2 separate regions of the Homo sapiens genome follow, and region 2 is linked to region 1. The links are chromatin loops, found by intact Hi-C in ENCODE. Cell type or tissue: CD14-positive monocyte. All regions are shown on one strand. Each heading gives the region's core, and the rest is flanking DNA. Links, peaks and the distances in the headings are about the cores only. Region 1 overlaps STKLD1 (serine/threonine kinase like domain containing 1). Region 2 holds the start of LOC124902294 (a long non-coding RNA gene).

Evidence for each region. A loop is a pair of places that touch in the nucleus more often than their neighbours do. Peaks named below come from ENCODE experiments on the same cell type or tissue, not always from the same donor. Only the 100,000 strongest peaks of a DNase experiment are listed, where the experiment ranks them.
Region 2: it touches region 1 in a loop (3-fold over the local background); 7 of 110 quality-filtered maps call a loop at or near these places.

The regions. Positions count from the first base shown.
Region 1 is chr9:133,403,171-133,412,135 of GRCh38, forward strand. It overlaps STKLD1 (serine/threonine kinase like domain containing 1), which reads left to right. Exons shown (of 18, transcript NM_153710.5): 15 at 530-658; 16 at 750-878; 17 at 1,619-1,759; 18 at 2,082-2,926. The coding sequence ends at 2,251. REXO4 (REX4 homolog, 3'-5' exonuclease) reads right to left here. Exons shown (of 8, transcript NM_020385.4): 5 at 7,815-7,903; 6 at 5,598-5,672; 7 at 4,637-4,711; 8 at 2,892-3,902. The coding sequence ends at 3,783. Among named protein-coding and RNA genes, the nearest start is that of REXO4, 10 kb to the right of the region's middle. RefSeq lists an enhancer at 1,448-1,948. In CD14-positive monocyte, for the core only: CTCF peaks have their summits at 892 (motif pointing left), 1,093, 3,802 (motif pointing right) and 4,002 (motif pointing right); a DNase peak (open chromatin) is centred at 3,821; H3K27ac peaks cover 470 bases.
Region 2 is chr9:133,231,168-133,247,848 of GRCh38, forward strand. It overlaps LOC124902294 (a long non-coding RNA gene), which reads right to left and starts at 7,136. Exons shown (of 2, transcript XR_007061830.1): 1 at 6,162-7,136; 2 at 2,109-2,442. RefSeq lists enhancers at 7,230-8,203, 7,869-8,478, 8,479-9,088. In CD14-positive monocyte, for the core only: CTCF peaks have their summits at 8,105 (motif pointing right) and 8,115 (motif pointing right); a DNase peak (open chromatin) is centred at 8,094; H3K4me3 peaks cover 858 bases; H3K27me3 peaks cover 429 bases.

The DNA.
Region 1 (8,965 bases), core at 1-8,000:
AGAAGAAAATCAAGGAGCAGAGAGAGAAAAGGCAGGGGAGAAAGGCCTTCTGGCAGAGGCCGGGTTTCAGGACTTCTTGCCCAGTGGGCAGACCCCTCAGTTTTAAGTGCCTCCTGCCCAGGGAAATGTCCTGGGATTTTCCGGGCAGTCCTGGTTCCAGAGGGCAGCGGTGGTGTGGTGCTGGATGCCCTGTTTGTTTTGATTTTTGATTCACAGTAGGGGGCCCCCTGGCCTGTGCTGCTTCCTCTCCTCTAGACCCCATCTTGGCACTCCAGCGCCCCAGGAAAAAGAGAGCTCCAAACCACGGAAAGCCCGGGAAACCCAAGAACCCTGCCAGCACCCAAAGTGTGGGATTCTCCAAGCCTCTCCTGGGCTAACCCCTGCACCCGTCTCTGAGGACAGTTGACCTTTCCCACCCCATTTCTGCTGTTGTCGTTAGCTGGAGGAAGGCAGCAGATGGGGGATGGGAAGGCCCCCCTGCACACACCCAAGGCCTGGGTGTCCCCTTCCATCCCTGTCCTCGTTCCAGGTATCATTGTGAACAAGGCCCCCTTGGAGAAGGTCCCGGACCTCATCAGCCAGGTGTTGGCCACCTACCCTGCGGATGGGGAAATGGCAGAAGCCAGCTGCGGAGTCTTCTGGCTGCTGTCCCTGCTGGGTGAGCTGGGTGGGCGCCCTGGGCCCCTGGGGCTGGGAGGGGTGGGCCTCATGGCACAGCAGGCACAAGGCAGCCCGGCCCCTTTCTGCAGGCTGCATCAAGGAGCAGCAGTTTGAACAAGTGGTGGCGCTGCTCCTGCAAAGCATCCGGCTGTGCCAGGACAGAGCCCTGCTGGTGAACAATGCCTACCGGGGACTGGCCAGCCTGGTGAAGGTGTCAGGTGAGCCTGGGGACAGGACGAGGCTGCCACCTAGAGGTGGGGGCAAGAATCAGCCCCCATCAGTTACATCTGCCAGGTGCCACAAACCAAAAAACAGAAGCAACAAATCAAAAAGGAAAAGAAATTAAAAACGATCTGAAGTCCAGTCATCCAGAAATCACCATCAAGACTTTCACGCACACTTGATAAACTCTTGTCTCTGCGTTATGCTACCCTGTGACCCTCTCTCTGTCCATAAACACATCACATCTGCACAGGTTTCCTAACATGCAGGCACACCGTGACTGATCAAAACAGCTCTGCAAACAGTGTCTCCAATTCCCCACAACACAAACCCTGCCTGTTACTCAGCTAGACAGGCTGGGCCCAGCGCTGAGCACAGCACAACCGACGCTCGGCCCACAGCACAGTCCTTCAGAGAGCATCCTGGGCCTGGCCAAGACACTAGCTGGTGCCTGGCAACTCCGGGCTCATGGTCTTGACCTCTGTACTACCTAATCTTCCCCAGAGTGACAACGACCCCTTTGGCTCTGGGGGGGCTGCCTCCTCTGTTCTTGCATGGTCCTGTTCAGGTCATGCCAGCCTACTGGTCCGCCCAAGCTGATGGGGCCTCCTGGGTCCCGTCTCTTGTCCTGTCCCAGGCCCCTGTGTGAGCTCTGGGGTCCCATCCCGTCCTGGGCAGAAGGCTCTTCCCTTTCAGGGGAAAGCAGGGAATGAACCCACTCCCACCCATCCCCCAGAGCTGGCGGCCTTCAAGGTGGTGGTGCAGGAGGAGGGCGGCAGTGGCCTCAGCCTCATCAAGGAGACCTACCAGCTCCACAGGGACGACCCGGAGGTGGTGGAGAACGTGGGCATGCTGCTGGTCCACCTGGCTTCCTATGGTGAGAACCCCTTCTCACCTCACACTCCCTAGAGCCCAGCGGTCAGGGGTGCCCCGCTCCCCCTATAACTGACAGGGAAGGAGCACATGGAAGGTGGGCTCAACCCCACTTCTCGGCCCACTTAAACTTCCCACTCATTTGGCATCTTCTGAGCACCAGGGGTTGTCCTGGCTGAGGGTGACGCTTGGGGCTCCGGAACTGCAAGGTGGCTCTGTGCATGCCAAGCCCAAGGGGGAATGTGACCCACTCTCATCCTTCTGGGGCTTCTGGCAAGGGGCACAGGAAGGACTCTGGCCTCAGGACCTTCCTGCTCCACCTGCAGAGGAGATCCTGCCGGAGCTGGTGTCCAGTAGTATGAAGGCCCTGCTCCAGGAGATCAAGGAGCGCTTCACCTCCAGCCTGGTGAGTGACAGCAGCGCCTTCAGCAAACCAGGCCTCCCTCCAGGTGGAAGCCCCCAGCTGGGGTGCACCACGTCTGGGGGACTGGAATAGATGTTTGTATGGAACTGACCTTGATCTCCACGTGTATAGTTTTCAAGACTGCTCTCCTGCCTGCCTATTATCCCATCTCTATGACTGGGCCAAAATCAATCTTAAACGGGAGGGGTAATCAGACCTCTCCAAAGAGTTTCCTGTCCATGACTGCTGGATTGAGTCACATGAGTAACTGCTCCTGGACCCGGGGACTGTCCACGAAAACTGACTTGCCTGCTTCCTCCTTCCAGGAACTGGTTTCTTGCGCGGAAAAAGTGCTCTTGAGGCTGGAGGCAGCCACCTCTCCCAGCCCACTGGGTGGGGAAGCAGCTCAGCCCTGATGCGGGGGAGAAGACAGATACCCCACAGGCCCCTCCCTCCACGTGTGCCCTCTCCCTGTCCTTCCTTTCCATGGGCCACTGTTTCCCTTGGGGTGGGGGGAAGGGTCATCCAGCACCAGAATGCGCATCTCACACTCCTCTTAGGTGACTAATAAAGAGGCCCAAGGCCAGTTTCTGCCTTAATCATTTCTGGCAAGAGGCTGTGACTGGCCAGTGGGATACTTAATTCTGCAGTCTCTATAGACCTCGCCCCTGGACAGAGCAGTCCTTCCAGACCATTCTAGATGAGAGTCAACACTGAGCCTCCACAGGCTCCATTCCAAGTAAACATCTGCATTTATTTTAAATCGCATCCTCGGTGTGTCTGCCCCTTTTCTGTCCAGCTGTCAGGTGGCCCAATAACGCCTTGGACTCCGTCCCCTTGTCAGTGCCACTGGCTGTTCCTGGCTCTAGTTCCCAGGGGAGCCTCAAACTGGGGCCTAGCCCAGAAAGCCACCGGCTAGCATCACATAGCTTCTCCAGCTCAAATAGCCCAAGGTTGGCATGTCTGCCGACCTCCAGGAATAACCGCAGTCACCGTGCCCAGGCAACACATCCTCGTGCTATGGGGAGAAGCCTCTGCTGGGTGACCCACCAGCCAACCCTGGGCCAATTTAATTTAGATAAATGCTCAAAGTTCAAACGGCCACAGGAAACCCCTGATGTAACACCTGTTGTGCCGGCCAGCTGTGTCTCAGGAGCTGACTGCAGACACCTGGTCTGGGTCCCTCAAGCCCAGCAGAGCTTGTTATGTCCCCTAACACAAAGGAGGAAAATGTGGCTCCTCGAGAGGAAGGTGCTGAGCACCTCACCCCAGGGTGTCACCGAAGATGGGCAGTGACAGCACCGTATGGACTGGCGGCCCACAGGCCCCAACCTCACCTGGCCCAGGGGGTCAGCAGTCGGTAAAGCGTGGCCAGGCGTGCCCATGGCCGTCCCTGCTCCCCACCCTGACCATCCGGGCCCAAACACACATGGACAGTAAGACCAGGTTTCAGACCACAAAGTCAAGAGGAAGGAGGACCTTCTCAGTAGCACCACGCCACGCCCCTCTGCCATGATTCTGAAAAGGTTTCACCAGAGTTGCCACTCTGGGGAGATGTGATCTGTCCCTGTGACTGGTCACATTGCCTCTGTAGCGGGGCGGCAGCAGCAGCAGGGCAGGACTGCTAGGCGTCGTCACTGCAGTGGTCTGGAGCAGTCAGCAGGGGGCGCCTGTCTCGGGCCATGCTCTCCCACTCCTTCTTCACCATGACGTACAGCCTCATTGCTGCCTGGGCATCCTGAATCTAGACGACATGAAACATCCCAGCAGGTGACGAGGCATAGCCGCAGCCCACAGTCAACCCCACAATGACTGAGCCCTCCCACTAGCCACTCTGCTACAGATGTACTGAGTGAGACATGGACCTGGCCACGAGATGTCACCAGGACGGGGAGGGAGGACACAAGAGAAGCAGAGGGAGCAACGACCTGATGGTCCCCACACTTCTGTGACTCAGACACCCCTCCCAGGAGAAGAAAGGGAAACCCAAAGAGGAGAAGCAACAAACACGCTGCCTTTTTAGGTCTCTGAGTGCAGGGTGATGGCAGGTTGGGTGCTGGGCACAGGGGCACAAGGACCAAGCAGATGGGCAAAAAGGGCCCAAAGCACTGAGGCCACGTTGGCAGGGGGTGACTGCTCCACAGAGGCAGAGCCAGCTGCTCAGCAGGGCCGGGCAGGGCAGGGCTGGAGGGCTGCGGGGGTGGGGGGACCCTTTGTAATTATTTGGCAACTTTTTCTCCAAATAACGAGAATGCAGTACTTTTGTGTTAAGTGTTAAATTCGTTAAATGTGCATATTTAGAATTTAACCAAAATTCCGTAACTCCGCTCTACCATTTTTTTTTTTTGACCAATAGCCTCGTAGGATAAGTAGGTGCCCAAGCCCCACCTCCCCCATGTCTGTGTCAGGTGACTCATGTCTGGTTCCAGGTGGGAAACCGCCCCAAACCCCATGAACTACCCCACAGGACACACTTACTGAACAGTGCTCCGCCTGCTGGACCTGGAGCCCAAGGATCTTCTCTGAAAGTAGTCTCAGAGACGGCCTTCCACTCTGCAAAGGGGGAAGAGGCGGGTGGGGGCCTCTGCAGGCTCGGCCCAAAGAGGGTCACCCCACCAAGCAGGGAGCGGTTGGCTACTGAACCTCACCCAAGCGACCTACAGTTTGCCTCTCAGTGGAGAGGTGCTCATGGCACTTAGGGTGGTAGCCACCAGCTGCCATTTATAGCATGATGGGCTGGTGATACACCCCTATCAGCCAATAAAAGGAGAGGGCCAGGGGAGGAGTCAGCATCCCCATCTCCCATCTTGAGGCCTCCCTGCTTATTTCAAGAGGGACAGCTCTGGCCAGGCATGGTGGTTCACACCTGTAATCTCAGCACTTAGGAGGCCAACGAGGGCAGATCACTTGAACCCAGGAGTTTGAGAATAGCCAGGGCAACACAGCAAGACCCTATCTCTAAAAAAATAAAAATAAAAAAATTAGCCAGGGGTGGTGGCATATGCCTGCAGTCCCAGCTACTTCAGAGGCTAAGGTGGAAGGATTGCCTGAGCCTGGGAGGTGGCAGTTACAGTGAGCCAAGATTATGCCATTGCACTCCAGCCTGGGTGACAGAGCAAGACCCTGTCTAAAAAAAAAAAAAAGGATGAAGAACGGCTCTGCCCTTGGCACCCTCTAGAGCAGATACGACAGTGGTACCAGGCCCTTAGTCAGTGACCCTGTTTCAGAGGTTAGAGTGGAAATAACTTGCCCTCCGTTGCAATCATTTTTAAGGTCAGCAATTAGCAGAACTCTATTTTTAAACATTCCTTCTAGTTTTAAAGGTTAAAAGAAAAAACAAAAACCCTTTAACCAACAAGTCAGCCACCAGTGACCAGAAACAATGAAGTGACCAGCAAAACAGAAATACAGTATCTTGAGTCACACTCATTCTAAGTACCTTTACTTGACTCTTGAAAGGTTTATATTTCTGTGTGTCCCGAATCTTCTTTTTTGGATGATCAAGAAATAGTACCTAGAAAAATAAAATATAATGATAATCATTTTCATTTTTGGTTTGTAGTAGCAGAACCCCCTCCCCCCGCCACCTTTTGCAAGTAACATCTTTGTGTGTGTGTGTGTGTGTGTGTGTGTGTGTGTGTGTGTGTGTGTGTGTGTGACGGAGTCTTGCTCTGTCACCCAGGCTGGAATGCAGTGGCTCAATCTTTGCTGACTGCAACCTCCGACCCCAGGTTTCAAGTGATTCTCCTGCCTCAGCCTCCCGAGTAGCTGGGATTACAAGTGCCCGCCACCATGCCTGGCTAATTTTTGTATTTTTTAGTAGAGACAGGGTTTTGCCATGTTGGCCAGGCTGGTCTCGAACTCCTGACCTCAGGTGATCCACCCGCCTCGGCCTCCCAAAGTGCTGGGATTACAGGTGTGAGCCAACGCGGCTGCCCTGCAAGTAACATCTTGTAGGGAATCCAAGTGTGTCACACACACATGGAAACAAGGCACTGATATGAATTTCAACTCCAGAAGGAAATTTATTGCACTGACTTAAGCTGATGCCCAACAGTCAGAGACAATAAAAACAAAATCTTGAAATCAAGGAAGTAGGAGAAAAACAGTCAACAGTTAACCAGCAACCAACTTATTCCTATATTATACTTGTATTTTGAGTTGGTTCTACACATCAGGAAGTTGCAAATAACACATTTTAACAGCTCATCTTGCAATCTTAGCATGCAATTTTTTGTTTTGTTTTGTTTTTTGATAGGATCTCACTCTGTCACCTGGGCTGCAGTGCTATAGGGTAATCATGGCTCACTGCAGCCTTAACCTCCTGGGCTCAACTGATCCTCCTACCCCAGTCTCCTGAGTAGCTGGGACAACAGGCACACGCCACCACACCTGGCTAATTTTAAAATTTTTTATAGAGATGGGGTCTCCCCTATGTTACTCAGGCTGGTCTCTAACTCCCGGCCTCAAGCAATCCTCCAGCCTCAGCCTCCCAAAAAGCTGCGATTACAGGCATAAGCCACTGTGTCTGGTCCTTAGCATCATCTTCAAGAAAGACTTGAACATGTGCTGCGCAAGGTGCCAGGGATGGAGTCAGAGTCAGGAGGGAAGGACGAGTCCCCACGGCAGCAGTCTCTGAGGGGGTACAGCAGGAGCACACAGAAGACCTTTCTGTGAGGACACTGCCCGGGGGGTTCTCACCTCAGTTTCACCCTCTGTAAACAAGCATGAACACCTCCAGCATCTTCAATGGATTCAAGGGATCTCTACAGTGCCGTCACGGGAGCACCATAGCAAAGGCTGCTGCCTGAACATTAGCATCTCTGTCACTTCCTTCTGAACGGCTTCAAGTTCCTCACCACACCCAAGTGCTTCAAGCCGGTGGGCAGAGGTGACAACTTAAGTGTCTCTCCCATCTAGCAGACTGGCCTCCCCGCTGTTCCCACTGTGTCCTTTAAACCAACATCCAGGCATTTGCCCATAAACTCAAAGTGACCCCCACCCTGTTCTCCTGTAAATACACACGTACTCGCTCTGCCTGACTCTTCATTCCTGCCTCGGGTGACCAGGAGATGGCAGGCTGCCCTCCCCACCCATGACGCCTTCCCTGCCCAGGGTCTGTATATGTCTTTGAACTTGTTTCCCACGGTGGTGGTGTCTGAATTTGCACTTTCCATCTGAAGAACCAGGGGCTGCCCCAGGCGGGATTTTCCTCGGGACGCCAGAAAGAAGGCAAAGGCAAGCTCCCAGGGCCAGGGTGATGGTTAGGCAAGCGTAACCTGAACATGGGCCACAGGGCATCTGCCAGGATAAACTTGTTTCCTGTGGAGGGACCCTGGTCACGGATGGGACAACTGGACATTAGGCCTTCCTCCAGGTAAAAGGGGTATCAGCACCTTCATTTCTCATTAGGGCGGGGTTGCCAGCTGCTCTGGTATGGGTACCCCAGTTTCGCTGGGGGCTCTCAAAACAAGAGCCTGGCATGGCTCCTAAAACACAGTAAGAACTCAGCACGCGGTATCTGATATTATTACCAAAGTATTCCCAACATAGAGCACAAACCCACACATTGTTAAAACTCCCCAACACAGCAAGGGCGTGAGTGTAACACCCACGGAGCAGGGGCAGGCTGAGTCCCCAGGAGAGAGCCCAGTACCTTTAGGTCATTATGCAGAGCGTGCCCCACTAGAATTCTGCCCTTCAGCATCTCTGCCACTTCCTTCTGAACAACTTCAAGCTCTTCTCCTGGAAAATCAACACAAAGAAGCGGTTTTTTGCAACACACACATCACCATCATTCTGTGAGGAGGCAGCCCCGCTCCTACCCCTGGTCAGACCTAAGACAAATGGTCAGGCCTGCAATGCCACTACGGAGGGTGACTCGAAGCCACCACATCCACCCACCCCCCTGGGAGAAGTGCCTTGTGGGCCCCTGGCAGGGGTGGCTGCGAGAACCACCTCTGAGGAGAGGAATAAAGTGCTCCACACAGTCTGCAAAGTCGGCTCATGGCTGGAGGAGAGCATATGTTGAGTGTAGGCACTGAGAAACTTTTAGAGCCGCCTGGCAGCGTGGTTCTGCCTATTCAACCTCATGATTTACTTGACAATTTCCCAAATGGAAATAAAAACAAAACTGCCCCCACAAAAATGGGTAGAGATGTGTTGCCCTAGGCCCTGGGCTCCAGAGGCAGCCTTGCCTGCTTCTGGGGACCACCCCACCACCAACCCCACTTGTACCCCCCGAACAGGGGTGATTAGACCAAGGGTGGCCCGAGCCAAGTGGGACCAGCTAATTTTTTAAAAATATTTTTTAGAAGGCCAGGTGCAGTGGGTCATGCCTGTAATTCCAGCACTTTGGGAGGCGGAGGCAGGCGGATCACCTGAGTTCGGGAGTTCAAGACCAGCCTGACCAATGTGGAGAAACCCTGTCTCTACTTAAAATACAAAATTAGTCGGGTGTGGTGGCATATGCCTGTAATCCCAGCTACTCGGGAGGCTGAGGCAGGAGAATCGCTTGAACCCAGGAGGCGGAGGTTGCAGTGAGCCCAGATTGTGCCATTGCACTTCAGCCTGGGCAACAAGAGCAAAACTCCATCTCAAAAAAAAATAATAATTTTTTTTAGAAATGAGGTCTCGCTATGTTGTCCAGGCTGGACTTGAACTCCTGGGTTCAAGCAATCCTCCCTCCTCAGCCTCCTGAGTAGCTGGGACTACAGGCATGAGCCACCGTGCCCAGCTACTGGCCTGGTCTTGAAGTCAGCGGACAGGAGGCAATGAAGTGCAAGGCATAAATGGGTGTAAAGCCGT
Region 2 (16,681 bases), core at 4,661-12,660, 170 kb before region 1:
TGAGAGTGTCTACCACTCACTGGTCTCCATCAAAGGGAGTTTGAAAGGGAGAATTTTAGCAAGTCTATAGGAGACCGAGGTCGGGGGTATAAATGATGTCAGCAAGGCAAACTACCTGCTGGCTGTACAAACATGAATGGTGCAGACTTTGATGGTGGGGGAAAGGTTCTGTTTTAGTGCATATTTAAAGAGTGCTAAATGCACACAAAACACACTTGTGCCCACACGCATGGGTTCATACGAACAAGAATGCACACAAAACACACTTGTGCCCACACGCATGGGTTCATACGAACAAGAATGCACACAAAACACACTTGTGCCCACACGCATGGGTTCATACGAACAAGAATGCACACAAAACACACTTGTGCCCACATGCATGGGTTCATATGAACAAAAGATGCACGTTAAGCACGGGAGAATAGTGATCCATGGAGAGGGAAGTGGAAAGGGGTGGGCAGGGATAATAAATTTTCAAAATACATAAAGAAGCCTGTTAGACAAAAGCATGATTTACTTTTCATCAGTATAGATGAAAAGGCAGCCAACATGAAAACAATTAAAAGCACAATCACAAGAAGACGAATGTTCATGAATGTGAAGGCATACTGCATCGAAATACAAGAAGCCAAAACAGACTGAAGAACAAAGGGGTCAAATACACAGTTGGAAGGGGAGATGTCAGAACTTCTGCATTAGAAACAGAGGGCGAGGGTGTTAAAAGTTCACACCCATGTCGAAATTTGGAACCAACATTGTAAAGTATACAAAGACACTGCCTCAAAAGGTAAACAATTATATTGTTATAATTGTTACAATGAACAATTCTTAATTGCTAATTCTTATTAAATACACATGGAATAGTTTTAAAATAGGCCACATACCAGGCAATATGGGGAACTTCACAGAACTAACGCAGCAGAGCCTGCCCTTTGTAGCTACAATGCAATAAACTAGAATCAACAATGAACAGAGTGTTACATAAAGAGAAATATAAACTTGAAGTCTGCAGCCTTAAACGCAACTATTATACAATAAAGACGTCAGGACAGAAGTCCTAGCTGTGAAAAGTTCTCGGTCATGAACACGCACGAATGCCCGGCCAGCTCTGCGCTCCTTCGTCAGGACAGAAGTCCTCTCTGTGTGAAAAGTTCTCGGTCATGAACACGCACGAATGCCCGGCCAGCTCTGCAGTCCTTTGGTGGTCACCTCGCAAAGGAGAATTGATCGGAGCTGCTGCTTACGGGGTGACACCCGTGGCAGCATCACTACACGCACATCGTGACGGCAACCGCGTGTGTCATGCAGCCCCCAACCGATGATGAGAAACCAACCTGAACCTCACGTCAGAGGGAAGGCTGTTATCTTTCCATTCTCTTTAAGAAAAATTATTTTAACACGAAGCAATAATCAAGGGGTAGCAGCCAAGAGATATAGAAAAAATAAGTTTGACAGAGGTATCCCAGGGAGTAACTAATCAAATCTTGTTTTTTTCTTCCATTTGATGATGTTTAGTGCACCTATCAGCTTTTTCATGTGCGAGCCTTGTGATTGTTTTATCACTTCAAATAAATATTTATTTTCATATCTAATTTGGATTCATATTGCTATTATTATTTAAAGTAACCCCTAAAGTTTACATATATTTTAAGCCCCACAAAATCCATCTACTCCTGCCTATATCTGTGAGTTTAATTTCCTTTTAAAATAATCTGAATATATACCAATGAGATTTTCTTTTTTTTAATTTTTATATATATATTTTTTTATTATACTTTAAGTTCTAGGGTACATGTGCACAACGTGCAGGTTTGTTACATATGTATACATGTGCCATGTTGGTGTGCTGCACCCATTAACTCGTCATTTACATTAGGTATATCTCCTAATGCTATCCCTCCCCCCTCCCCCCACCCGATGACAGGCCCCGGTGTGTGATGTTCCCCTTCCTGTGTCCAAGTGTTCTCCTTGTTCAGTTCCCACCTACGAGTGAGAACATGCGGTGTTTGGTTTTTTTGTCCTTGGGATAGTTTGCTGAACTAGAAATACCATTTGATCCAGCAATCCCATTACTGGGTATATACCCAAAGGATTATAAATCATGCTTCCATAGAGACACATGCTCACGTATGTTTATTGCAGCACTATTCACAATAGCAAAGACTTGAAACCAACCCAAATGTCCATCAATGATAGACTGGATTAAGAAAATGTGGCACATATACACCATGGAATACTACGCAGCCATAGAAAACGATGAGTTCATGTCCTTTGTAGGGACACGGATGAAGCTGGAAACCATCATTCTCACCAACAATGAGATTTTCTAATGCCGGGCATGGATGATAGGTGTTTTTGTTCTTGGCTTGCTCCCTGGGTGCTGAAATAGTCAGGATTAGGACAGCGGACCATGGAGAAAGTGCCCAGATGTGCTGGTACCTGCAGCTCAGGACAAAGGGAGGCAGCGTGAATGACACGTTCTTTTATTTGGGTTCTTGCTGCTCCCACGTTACTGTCACAATATTTTCTGTGGAGTTGAAAAGCAAATGCCCCAAGGCAAGCACAGAGGGTGCAGGGGTTGGGGTGTCCCGAGGGTGGGGCTGTGGGCGGGCCTGGACCCCCTGCACTGCGGCTCCTCCTCTGTCCCTGGGGTTCCGTCCTCCTTGGTGGCCTGCAGGGCCTCTGTCCACTGCCGGGCCACCAACTAGGCTACAGAGACACGGTGACGGTCAGGTTTCTCAGGTCCCCCGGGCTAAGGAACACGTGAGCCTTTCAGCCACCACGTTGACCACACATGCGACAAAGGCAGAGGGGCCGCCTGGTCACGGAGGACGAGCAGCCCTTTGCCCCGTCTCCTGGAGGCTGGCGCTCAAATGAGTAAACCCAGGGAGTCCTGAGATTCTTCCTGCTCAGACACAATGCCCTAGTGAGGTCGCTTCCTGACACGAGTTTAAAGGATGCACACGTGTTATAAATCTTAGAAAGCTGGAAGAGGGGAGAAAATCACTTCCAATCCCACCTCCCCAGTGACTCACTCGCGAGTTGGAACAGTTTCCTTCCTGTCTTTTTTCTAACAGAGCATCTTACGTGGATGCAGTGACAAAGATGCGTCATCCGCCTGCGACCGAAGGAAGCTGCGGGAAGAACACCCAAGGGCCTTGTGGCATCTCTCCTGCGCCCTGCACTTCCCTGGGGCCAATGCCAAGGGCAAGGCCAGCCGTGGCGGGCAGCAGCCCCTCTGCTGGACACGGCGCCTGCCCCAAGGCCAAGGCTCCAAACTCGGCCCCCTACTGAGCATCTGATTTCCTGAGTCCCCCTCCGAGGGCTCCAGGATTTGACCTCACATTTCCCGCCCGCCTAAGTCTGTGTGCTTTTAGGCCTGTGTGGCCTTCCCTGTCTGTGCCCTCAGTCTACCTGGACGCTGCCATCCTTCAAAACCCAGCCCAGTCCCACCTCCTGAAGGATGAAGGGGCCCTGCCCGCCTGGCCTCCAGGGCGTCTTGGGCCAGGGCAGCCGCAGTGGTCCCTGCATGTCCCCGTCACAGAGGGTGCCTGTCCTGAAGGAGTGCAGTCATCCCAACAGGCCTCGGCCCTCTCTGGCCACCGAGGCTCCCTCGCCCTTCCGGGTTGGGCTCAGCAGAGGCTCTTGGGGCTCAACTGGAGTGAACCGAGTCGCGGATGGTGGAAGTGAGGGGTACTTGGCCATGGAGGCCCAGGGCTTGGCAGGGGGGCCCAGGGCGCATTCCTGGAGGGGCCGCTTCCCGGGAAAGGTCGCGCTGTGTTTGTGTTCCGGCTCTTTCCTCCGCCTGAGTTCCTCCGAGGCCCTGGCTTATCTGAACACAGGACCCTGTGTGCCACGGCATGCACCATGTCACGGTGAATGTCACACAAACAGGAACGTGCCTGGAGGCCGCCTGGACCTGTCCTCCCGCCCATCAGCTGCCAAGGTGATGCTGTGGACATGGCCGTCCCCACTTGCTTCCCCACTTATGGAGCTCCTCATGGGCTCAACACCCCCTTCCAGAAGGCTGGCCCCAGGAGGGGAGTCGCCGGCATCTGGAAGCCTGGCAGGCCTCCGCAGCGTGGCCAGCATGGGGTCCATGAGTCAGGGGGTGGAAGAGGCCCCGTGACATGGGGAACACACTAAGCTCCTAGCCCAGCTCTTCTCCTGGAGGACCGGATGCCCTCGCTCTGCCGCTGGGGAAGGAGTGCGCAGGGGGCTTGAGGCCAGCAAAGGAACTGCCCCCCAAATCTTACTCCGGGATCGGCACTTTCCTGGAAGACCCCAGGAGTAAGGAGAAGGAAGAGCAGCGGGGAGGGAGGGAGTCCCAAGCCAGGTGCCACAGAGATGGGGCAGCGTGACCCTGTCCAGGTCACCTCCTGGGAAACTGAGGCCCAGCCAGGCAGAACTGGGTCTCCTGGTTCCAGCCACCACCCACCACTCAGGCAGCTGCCACCTGGGAGGCAGGAGATGTCTGAGGTGGGGTCTTCATACCACGAGCCACATGGAGGGAGGCCACGATCTCCGTCCTCCCACCTGCACACACACCCTCCCCCAGGTGAGCACTAGGAAGCCCTCTCTGGGGTGGGGGTGGATGCTAATGTTCTGTGCAGCTCTTTGGTTCAGTGAGTCCTTTTTGGTGAAAGGGCTCAGAGATGCGGCTAAAGCCTGTGCCAGCCTTGCACTCCCATGAGGTTGCTGTTACCCTCATGCCACTTTCTTGGGAGAGGAAGGTGAGGCTGGAAATGGTAAGGGGCTGAGCTCACTCAGAGGCTAGCACGACCCCAGGCTCACACCTGCCAGCAATGTTAAGAGGCACTGGGAGCTGAGAAGGGCTGAGGGTGCCACGCTGGGGTTGGCCAGGTCCAACCTGCCCCCTCCTTTGAGGCCCTCTCCTTCCTTCCTGTGCTGGCCTTTGGAGCCCACGGTTTCAGCATCCATCACGGACCCCACCGCACACCCAAGCGCTGCTGAGGACTTTAACTCCTGCTTTGGAATTTTCAGTGCTTCTGATTATTCGTAGACTCAAAATCAGAAGAGGCTACTTGCCCTAAACAGAACATGGTATATTTGCATTGCAGATCATTTTACATTTTTAAGAAAAAATGCAGTTTCTCTACAAAGTCATCCCCCTCCAAAAACAAAACAAAACAAAAAACCTCCCTAGGGATTTTGACAGGGCTGCCATCAGGCGTGTGACTGATTTGGGGATAATTCCCCCATCCCTTTGCTTTCCATTACCCTGTGGCCCCCGCGTCCTTCAGGGCAGGTGGCCTTGCCTTGTGAGCATCCTGCCCGTTTGGGGGCATTTCCTGGGCACCTGGTAGAGCCGTAGGTGAGAATGGCCCCAGTGGTACTGGGCAGATGTGAGCACAGGGACAATGTTAGTGCAGGAAGTCAGGGGCCCGTCAGGGCTGTTGGTGGCTGACGCGGCATCCATTCCCCTCCCCGCATCCCCCCAACACACCCGCACCCTCATGGATGGTGACTGCACTCCCCACTCCAGGGCTTGTCTGATTGATCTAATGGGGCGCCGTCCCTCTGGTCTGTGATTGCTCTGGAATGAGCCACGGAGCCCAGAGAAGGAACATGCAGAGGGCATCTGAGAACTGCAGCAGGGGACCCAGTTGGGATGAGGCAGCCCTGGGGACCTTGAGGAGAGAGGCAGGAAGTGCCCAGTCCTTGACACCATCCCCGAAGCCTGCCCCACGCCTGGACTCCAGCCAAGGCATGTAAGGCCAGGTGGACTCAGCAGTGTGAGGCAAAGCACGGTGCCCGGCTTGGATGCCACATGTGTTGAGCCAGCTGTGCTGTGGACAGGGCGCTGTGGACAGGGCACAGCAGACAGGCGGGGGATGTAGGCATCGGGAGGGGGAGTCATGGCTGGTGAGAGCACCCCTGGAGCGGGAAGTGCTGGGCAGCGAGAGGTCAGGGAGGCATGGGGGCTTGGGACGGCCACCAGCCACATCAGAGCAGCACTGCTGCTGATTCCCAGCAACATGGAATGAGGCCCCTTGGCAAAGTAACAGAACGTATCTTTGAAATGGCAGCAGCTGATCTTTAAAACAGAGGCAAGCCGTTCCTGTCTCAAAACGTTTAAATCCTCACCCCAAACCATTATGCGGCTCACTGCACCCGTGGAAAGCCAACATCAATACCTGCGTGCATGCTGGCCTCCCTGGCATGGGCATTCTTTGAGGTTGCTGGCTCAAAGCCCCCAGCACTGCCAGAGGGGGAAACCGGCAAACCCAGGAACTCCAAGGCTCAGCTCAACAGCCACACCCTTCCGTAGGCCAAAGGAAGCAAGAGCTTTTTCTTTCTCACTGTTCTCAGGGATTCATTGTTTTTGTTTCTGTTTTTTGTTTTGTTTTGTGTTTTGGGAAGGGGACCACGTCACAGGTTACTATAGAAACAACGCCTGAACTAGATGGATGACGAAGCTGTTATTCCTCGGGGAGGCTCTTCAACTTGAACCAATTGTGGGGCCATTCTTTAGAAAACGGCTGTTTTTGCTCTGGGAACATTTTTAAATTATTTCTTCTTCCTTTGCCTCAGATGGGAGGAGCATCGCGCTACTGGATCACCTCTAATCATTTTTTCCTTTTTTTCTTTTTTTTATCCAAAGCCCAGCTGGCCCATCACAGGGTCATGTGTGAAAAGAGGGCTCCATGCAGGTGTTCAGAAGAATGTTTTCAGTTTGTACTCATCTCAGAAAATGCTTCTGAAATGATGTTAATAAAGAAAACAAGATGCCAATGTGCACATTCAGCCTGGGCCTCACGCAGCCTGGGGAAAATGTGCCAAAATGTCAGCATGGAAAGGATTCACAGTGATCTCTAATTTCTTTCTCAGACCTTTATCAAGTTCTTACTATTTATGTGTTTGTTTATGGAGATGGGGTCTCACTTTGTTACCCAGGCTGGTCTTGAACTCCTGGGCTCAAGCGATCCTCCCGCCTCCACCTCCTAAAGCGTTGGGATTAAAGGTGTGAGCCTCCATGCCGGGCATTACTTTTTAAGAGCATATATAACTTAGCCACGAGAAAAACAGCAGCATTTTTCAGCAACAACAAAAGGGAGAGAGATGAGAGAAAGGCCCCCAGAGCTGGGCAGGGTTGGGGGAAGAACCGTGGGCAGTGGGAGCAGCGACCCCAAATTCAGCCCCGGGCCCCGCCTCCAGGCCAGCTCCTGGCAGGGTGGCCCCACCAGGGTGAAGGGCGGCTGTCCGCGGCCTCCAGGTCACCAGCAGGGCCTGGCTTATGATCTATGAACCCCCGGCCGATCTAGAGGTTAGGGCTCTAGATGGGGCGGGGATTCGGTTAGAGAGGGCAGGGTGGAGGGGAGGATAGACAGGAACCAGGGAGGTCCAGGCCCAGTGGGGGCTGAGCTGAGCGGGGGAGGCGGGGCCGAGAAGGGCGGGGCAGAGGAGTGGGATGAGCGTGGTTGGGGCAGGGCCAGTGGGGCAGGGTCAAGGCTGTGTTGAGGGGTAGAGTGGGCGTGGTCGGAGCGGAGCCGGTGGGCGGGACCCGGCGGTGTGGAGCTGCACCCGGAGTTTGTAAGGATCAGGAAAGCTGCCTGGAGCTGGGCAGACAGGCTGACCCAGGGACCCTGACCACCTACCTGAGCTTCCACCCAGCTTCAAGGCTGTGGGGATCGTTTCTTAGCCAAGGTGAAAGGCCCTGAGCCCTCCAGTGGGCTCTGAGGGTTTGAATGTTTATTCTAAATGGGCTCCAACACGGAGTGCGCGTGCGCTCAAGGACCAGCTGGCTAGGAGCGCCTTCTCTCCCCGAGGGGATCTGGAATGTTCATCCGCGGTCTTCCCAGTGGTCCTCTCCTGAGCACCCTGGGCATGGGGTTGGGAAGTGGGCACACTTCTTCAGTGCGTGGTACTTTCTGTCCCTCCCAATGACATTGGTCTCTTCCAAATTCCCCAGGCATAGGAACAGCCACAAGAGCCAACTCACATTTCCCAAAGCCCTCTGGGGGCACGGCAGCGCCCTGGGCAGAGGAGAGAACTGCCCAGCTCAGCGGGGAGAAATCCCAGTGGTGCTTTCCGTTCCCCCCAGGCTCGATGACTGCCATACTTACCAGCTGGGGGCGCTGGTGAGCACTGCCAGTCTCCAGCGCCCGCCCTTACCCCGGGGCAGTGCTGCTTACAGCACGGCGACTCCTAAAGGCAAGGAGTTAAAGGCACACGGATCCTAGCACTTTGGGGAGGCTGAGGTGGGCGGATCACTTGAGGTCAGGAGTTCGAGATCACCCTGACCAACATGGTGAAACCTCGTCTCTACTAAAAACACAAAAAAGTAGCTGGGTGTGGTGGCGGGCGCCTGTAATCCCAGCTACATTGGAGGCTGAGGCAGGAGAAGCGCTTGAACCCGGGAGGTGGAGGTTGCAGTGAGCCGAGATAGCACCACTGCACTCCAGCCTGGCAACAGGGCGAGACTCCCTCAAAACAACAACAACAAAAACAAAACAAAACCAGGCACACAGAGCAAGCGGCGGGAAAGCCAGATGGAAGCGAAATGGGACTTTGCCCTTCCGAGCCTCCTGTGGATAAAATGTCAAAGCTGGGCACTCCCCCTTGACTCAACGGGGCTGCCGCCCCGAGCCCCTTTCATCATCCTCCCCACAGCCCTGAAAGTTCTGTAACTCCACTTTAGGGATCAGGGATTCCCGACTCAGGCCCTGAGCTGTTTCTGGAGCTTTCACTCTGGGCGGTGTGGGGGAGGGGGCCCCTGCGGCCTTCAGGTCTGGGCACTGTCCAGGACACCAGGGCTAGCCCTGAGTCCGGCCACCTGAGATTCTGAGGCTGCCCTCTCTTGAGCCCACGGTGCTGACTGGGGGTCCCTCGTCTGGCAAACTCAGCTATGGGCACAAAGTCGGGACAACAAAATGGTGTGCACAGAATGACTCATTTCATGTTTTTAAAAACCTTTTGGCCGGGCGCGGTGGCTCATGCCTGTAATCCCAGCACTTTGGGAGGCCGAGGCAGGTGGATCATGAGATCAGGAGACTGAAACCATCCTGGCTAACACGGTGAAATCCCGTCTCTACTAAACACACACAGACACACAGACACACACACACACACACACAATTAGCCCCGCGTGGTGGTGGGTGTCTGTAGTTCCAGCTACTCGGGAGGCTAAGGCAGGAGAATGGCGTGAACCCGGGAGGCGGAGCTTGCAGTGAGCCGAGATCGCGCCACTGCACTGGGCGACAGAGCGAGACTCTGTCAAAAAATGAAAAATAAAATAAACCGTTTTACAGCTGCGCATGTGTGTAAAAACAGGACACAGCACTTCTGCCGCCCCACGTGCCAGTAATGCTCCGACTCCTTTACTCCTCATTCCCAGGCCCAGGGGCAGGCTCTACTGTCCTCTCCATTTTACAGGCAAGGAAACTCAGGCTTGGGGTTAGAGAGCAGAGATGGCCTGTAGTGAGTTGGACAGGAGCCTGGGACCTTTGGCTCCAGGGTGCCACACTCCCCCAACCTACTGTCCCAGGTAGAGGAGCTTTTGGGGGTGGGTGGTTACTTTCTGCTCATCTCCTTCCTTTTTTATGTTTATGTTAATTTTATTTTATTTTATTTTATTTTGGGACATGGTTTGGCTGGGTCCCCCAGGCTGGAATGCAGTGGCCTGATCACAGCTCATTGTAGCCTCCAACTCCCAGGCTCAAGTGAACCTCCCACCTCACCCTCCCGAGTAATTGGGACTACAGGAGAGCGCCACCATGCCTAATTTTTTTTTTTTTGCATTATTTGTAGAGATGGGGTTTCGTTATGTTCCCCAGGCTGGTCTCAAACTCCTGAGCTCCAGTGATCCACCCATCTTGGCCTCCCAAAGTGCTGAGATTACAGGCATGAGCCACCACACCCAGCCTGTCTGCTTCTATATGACTTTATTTTTCTCCCATGACCATTTATTACTCTTTTAATCATGAAGAAAAAGAGGCTTCCTTGTTGGAGTCCGGTCAAGCAAGAAGGAAGCATGAAGGAGGAAAGCATAGCTGGGGAGCAGTGTGTGAAGTTCAGTGACCACCCAGTGAGCAGGGGCGCCCCAGCCAGGCAGTTGCTCAGAAGCACAGCTTCAGACACAGGGACCCATTCTTTCTAGAACCTTCCCAGAGGCCTGCTGCTTCCACCAGGAGGTACTTGTGATTTGTATGAGATGTGAGTTGTCCATTTCCTATTCCTCGTGACCAAATGTGTCTTTTCAATTACGGTCATTTAAAAATGAAATGTGAGTGAAGACGATGATTCTAGGGCAATGGTTGTCAACTGTGGCTGCTCTGTAGAATCATCGGAACTTCAAAAGATACTGATGCCAGCCGGGCGCAGTGGCTCACGCCTATATTCCCAGCACTTTGGGAGCCTGAGGCAGGAGATCCCTTGAGCCTAGAAGTTAAGAGACCAGCCTGGGCAACATAGTAAGACTCCATCTCTACAAACACTTTTTAAAAATTAACCAGGCATGGTGGCACGTGTCAGTAGTCCCAGCTACTCAAGAGGTTGAGGTCGGAGGATCTCTTGAACCCAGGAGTTCAGCGCTACAGTGCGCTATGATTACGCCACTGCATTCTAGCCTGGGCAACAGAGAAAGACCCCCATCTCTTAAAAAAAATATTGACACCTGGGCCAGGCAAATAATCACAACGTTCAAGTGTGGCGCCTGGCAAAGGGAATTTTAAAAGCACCCTAGGTGACTCTAACATGCAGCCAAGATTAAAACCATTGTTTTCTAGAGAGAGGGGGACATGCGGAGAGGGTAGCAGGAAAGAGAACAGATGTGTTTCGCTTGTTCTTTCAGTATTTCTTTAGGCTCATTAATCAGGAGTGCTTGGACACGAAGAAGGGAACAACAGATAATGGGGCCTACTTGAGAGTGAAGCGTGGGAGTAGGGAAAGGATCAAAAATAAATACCTATCGGGTACTATGCTTATTACCTGGGTGACTAAATAACCTGTACACCAAACCCCCGAGACACGGAGTTTACCTATATAACAATCCCGCACACGATCCCCTAAACCTAAGATAAAAGTTTTTTCAAATCAGGAATACTTAGCCTAGTCCATTTTCATCCCGAATATTGCAGTTCATTTTTCATATTCTACATTTCCACAGATCTTTAAATAAAAACAGAGCAAGAAACAGGCACCTCAAGGGATGGTCACTGTTACAGCGTTCGCCTGAGACAGCCACTTCCGTTGAGAAGTCACAGAAACCTCCACCCAGGCAGGTACCGAGGACAGCAGACCCAGTGATGATGCGCTGAGGGGCAGCTCCAGAGGCTGCAGAATCTCTTTCAACCCCTGAGCGGGAGCCCAAGTCACCACCCTCAGCTGACACAGGAGGAAAACGACGCTCAGAAGGTCCAGTGGCCCAGGCAGCAGCAAAGCTGCGATTTCGAGGCCGACTTGGTTCCAAAGCCCAAGCTTTTAACCGTCACGCTATAGGACACCATGCAGTCCTCCAGATTCGTTATATTTTTTATTATTTATTTATTTATATTTTTTCAGAATTGAATAATTTTATTTTTGCCTTAAGAAACTCTAAGAACCGGCAGTGGCTCACACGTGTAATCCCAGCACTTTGGGAGGCCGAGGCGGGCGGATCACGAGGTCAAGAGATTGAGACCATCCTGTCCAACAGGGTGAAACCACACCTCTACTAAAAATACAAAAAATAGCTGGGCGTGGTGGCGCACGCCTGTAGTCCCAGCTACTTGGGAGGCTGAGGCAGGAGAATCGCTTGAACCCGGGAGGCGGAGGTTGCAGTGTGCCGAGATGGGGCCACTGCACTCCAGCCTGGGCGACAGAGTGAGACTCCATCTCAAAAAAAAAAAAAAAAAAAAAAGAAGAAGCTCTGAGAACTAACATCAGGAATGGTTAATGAAACGTAGAAGTTAAAGTCATGACAGGGAAGATTGTAGAAGTATGAACATCACAACACTGGGAGAAATGAACGAGGTTTCCTATGGTTGACCAGCCAGGAAGCCAGTGCTGCTGAGTTGGCATTTAACTCTTTAGAATATGCACGCGTTGACAATACAAAATACCTTGATTAATGTTTACCATCTTTATCTTTTTGGTACAATAGGGGAAAATGTGGCGTCATTTCTTCACAGCGGTTGTGTGTGGGGGATCGTTACCACCAAAATCATAATAATCATTTATAGTATATTTTAAAGTTAGTCTTGCAAGATCGTTATGGCATTTTAAAATCTCTGTAGTTTGAACATTTTCATTTTATCATTTCTTTTAACAAATACTATTTCAAATAGTTCCTATCCAGAATATTTACAGGTAATTTAGCATAGAAGCAAATTTGAAGCTAACTTCAAAGAAGAAAAAAAAGTTCAATAGCCAGAGAGCTAAGGATAAGATAGAAAAACCACATAGTAATTTTAAACAGCATTTTGCTGCAGATTTCCAATCCAATGAATACCAGGAATGAAGGATTTTTTTCTCCCAAAGAAGTATTTCACATGAACTCTGAACCTTGGATATGGAAACTTCTAGAAAAACTGAAGACCCTGAGACACATGCAAGTAAGAGTCTTCTGGCAAAAATACAATTTAATTTTCCAGTTTCCCTCCTCTCAAAAAACTCCAGAGGATACCTTTAGTAGGCACAGAGTATAATGTCATGTTCAAAATTTACAAAGGACAGCAGCAGCAAATAATTACGTCCCTATCATTCAGAATGGATAGTTTTTCATTACAGAATTAGCTCCTGGTTTGTCATAATAGGCTTGTAGAAACTGCCAAGTTTTATTATGCAAACTAATTGACCTAGTAGTTGAGTCTGAAAGATCTGGAAGCTCTGTGCGCATCAGTGTCATTTACACTGGTAGAAGTAATTATGTCTAACTAGTGAAATAGCATTAATGAAACTCAAACAAATTTCCACTGATAACATTTCAGAGTGCACGCTATAGTCAAACAGCAATGTTATAAATACCTACGCAGAAAAGAAACAGATAGGGTGATTCCAGAGACCACAGAGTCTTAAGTTATAAGGTAATTTCAAATTTCCCAAGGGTTGGTTTACAAAATGGTTTGAAAGTCTAAACTTACAGAACAGAAAACAGATAAATGCACATCACTCTACCCCTTGGCAAGCAAAGGATATATATTTTTTTGTCTTATTGCATGAACTGATGCCTGATACCCTCAGCTACCAACTTAAGTAACGCTGAAACCCCTACCTTCAAATCCAGCTTACCGTCAGATGAACTATGTATACGTGGGAAATTATGATTAAAGCTTTACGTTCAAAGTCAAGTAATAGACTATTTTTAAAAATACATGGTAAGGAGAAAAAAGTGTCTATGTTGAACAACTGAGAAACACTTAAGCGAGGTTACAAATGACTAATAACTATGCACAACAATCTTTTCCAGGATCAACTTTTTCCTTTGCAAAAAAAAATCATTTACAGACATTCAACAAGTTAATTCTGTTATAAATGATAGGCCATATGTATGTTCCAACCTGCTTCCTTTTAGTACTAGGACAGTGTAGTACCGGCACTTCAGTAAGTGTTAACTTTATTTTCTAAGTGTTTAAATATGTTTTGTTTTGTTTTATGAGGCGGAGTCTTGCTCTGTCGCCCAGGCTGGAGTGCAGTGGCGCGATCTCCGCTCACTGCAAGCTCCACCTCCCAGGTTCACGCCATTCTCCTGCCTCAGCCTCCCGAGTAACTGGGACTACAGGCACCTGCCACCATGCCCTGCTAATTTTTTTGTATTTATAATAGAGACGGGGTTTCACCATGTTAACCAGATTGTCTGGATCTCCTGACCTCGTGATCCGCCCACCTCGGCCTCCCAAAGGGCTGGGATTACAGGAGTGAGCCACCACGCCTGGCCTAAATATGTGTCATTTTCAAAAGAAGAAATGTGATATTTATTGTTGTTAAGATAAATGGGAACTGACAAGCCTATATAACATTCCTTACGTAGTTTCTGATCGCTATAACATTGCCACAATTTGCAGATGAAATAAAACTTATTTTTGAAGGGGTAAAAACCTAACAGATCTTGCTGAAAGGAAAATACTAGAACACGGATTCAACTATTTCAAATAAAGACTTCCTATTGGAGATTCTAAGTAATATGAACATTTAAAAATATATGCCAGTAGGCTCCCACCTGAAATACATAAAAGTCTCACCTATGGAATCTATCATTTACAAGGATTTATACATAAAGATTCATTTGGTGGCTTTCAAATTCCAAATTTGAACATTTTCATGGGAATATTTCCAACCCTAAGAAGCAAAAGGGAAATCTCCATTCAATTCCATTCTCTATCATGTGACAGCCACAGAATTAAAAATACGTGCAACCGGTGAAACCCAGTCTCTACTAAAAATACAAAAAATTAGCCGGGCATGTTGGCAGGCGTCCGTAGTCCCAGCTACTCCGGAGGCTGAGGCAGGAGAATGGCGTGAACCCAGGAGGCGGAGCTTGCTTGCAGTGAGCCGAGATCGCGCCACTGCACTCCAGCCTGGGGGACAGAGCGAGACTGTCTCAAAAAAACAAAAAACAAAAAACAAAAAACAAAAAAAAAAAACACGTGCAACAGAACTTTTCACATCCTCCTGTCTGCATTACAGATATTTGTTTTTTACCCACGGAGACCGTATTGCAAAGGTATAAAGTGGTCTACCCAACAAAGTATTTTACAGATGATGGCGATGAAAGCAAGGATTAATTCTAATTAGCTAAATCTAATTCGTTCTTCAGAGGAGAGACTTGTCTGCAAGGTTGCAAGGGAGGGTAGCAGGAAGTTGCTGTCCACTTGGACTAGCAGAATACACAACTCAAGTGGAGATTTATTCTGACATTTTCCAGAACAACTCTAAAACTTCTTATTTACTCTTTATGCCATCTACAAGACACAACACACATTTATTGTCTCAATGTTAAGAAAACTGAGAAGCCAGCACTAAAGTGCTAACATGGAAGGGAAAGTTGTAAGAGGTACTAGGGTATGCTAATAACTCCAGTTTTCTACTCTCCATGCCTGCTTCAGAGAGCCACTGCTTCTCCTTCTCGGGCCACAGGGAAGGCTGGGAGTCCCCCAGCAACAACAAGGGCACTCCCCGGCGATTCTGTCCCTTCCTTAAACTTCGCTCCAGTCTTGGTCGACGTGGACGCAGCCGCCGCCTCATTATATTTTTTAAAACACATGAAAAGTCATGTCATATTCTAGCCATATAACAAATGAACCGTTTCGGATCACAAATCCCAAACCCAGTCAAAAGCGTGTAGCCATTGTCTTAAATTCCAAGTCATTGGTTCAGATGAAACCTGTGAAGCTAAAAATCTACTAAATCCATTTTTAGGAAGAAGAAAAAACCACCCTGCCACAAACCAGCAAACTAATCGCACCTGTATGTTCACAGGGATGGGATGCGCAAAGCAAACCCTGCCGTGTGAAGGCAGCTGAGACAAAGAGCTGGCCAGGTAGGTCCCTGCCCGGCCATCCCCCGTCACAGTACCTGCTGAGGCTGCAGAGCAGGGGCCCAACACGCAGACACCCAACGTGCAGGCCACGGGCGGGGCTTCTGCCCAAAACCAGCTGTACCAGGCGCCATCCTGACACCTGCCCGCCCGGGAGAGCAGAACACAGTGGGAGATCCAGGGGCTTCTTCGGAAGAGCACCGAGAGATCCCGTCTCCTCTGCAGGCTCCCTCTCTCCGGGCCAGGCCTGCCCTTCACAGCACAGAGTTCACCCTTAGTGTCCCCAAGGCCCTGGACTTCTTGGGTGTGCTGGTGTCTCTCTGACTTTCTCCCTTTGGACTTTCTGGTAACTCTGGCCCTCCAGGGCAGCTCTGGTACTTGGGAAGCCTCTAGAAAGACTTGGGCAGAGGCAGCGATGGCCTAGGCCCACTCAACCCAGAGAGCTCTGAAGACACGCCCTGCCTTCTGGGAGAACTGCCTGGTGCCTCCTCAAGCAGATCCTGGGGGGCCCTGTGTGGGGGTCAGTTCCCTGTCCTCAAGGAGCTCACTTTGACTCTGGGGCAAACCTAGTGTGGGTGGTCGGCATCAGCCATTGTCCATGTGGGGAGACTGAGGATCAGAGGGGCACATCCAGCCTGGGAAAGCCAGACCACGCGCAGCTCTTGGCATTGTCTTCACCTGCTCCGTCAGCAACACCACCCCCTGGGGGGCAGCTGGGTGACCCCCATCTCACAGCAGGGGAGACAGGGCTTCGAAAAGCCCCTGTGCAAAGCAGAGCTGGGACTTGAGGCCACCGGATTTGGTGCAGAGGAGACAGCTTGGATCCAGGGACAAGCTCTGCCAGCAGGGAGGACAGGACTGGGTGATGGGAGCTTAGTTTTGGAATAAAAAAATCTGCAAAGGAGCCTATCTGTCCAGTAAGCACCACAGAAACAGAGTTCCCAGTGGCAGCCACCATTCCTTGAGGGCCTCCCCTGTGTCTAGCACTTTCCAGAGTTTTCTCTCTGATTCCTCCACTCAGACCTAGTAGGGACAACTGCAGGGCCTGGGCTGCAATGGTGGGGCTGGGCTGCAGTGGTGGGCTGGGCTGCAGTGGTGTGTCTGGGCTGCAATGGTGGGCTGGGCTGCAGTGGTCGGGCTGAGCTACAGTGGTGGGGCTGGGGTGCAGTGGTGGGCTGAGCTGCAGTGGGTGCAGTGGTGTGT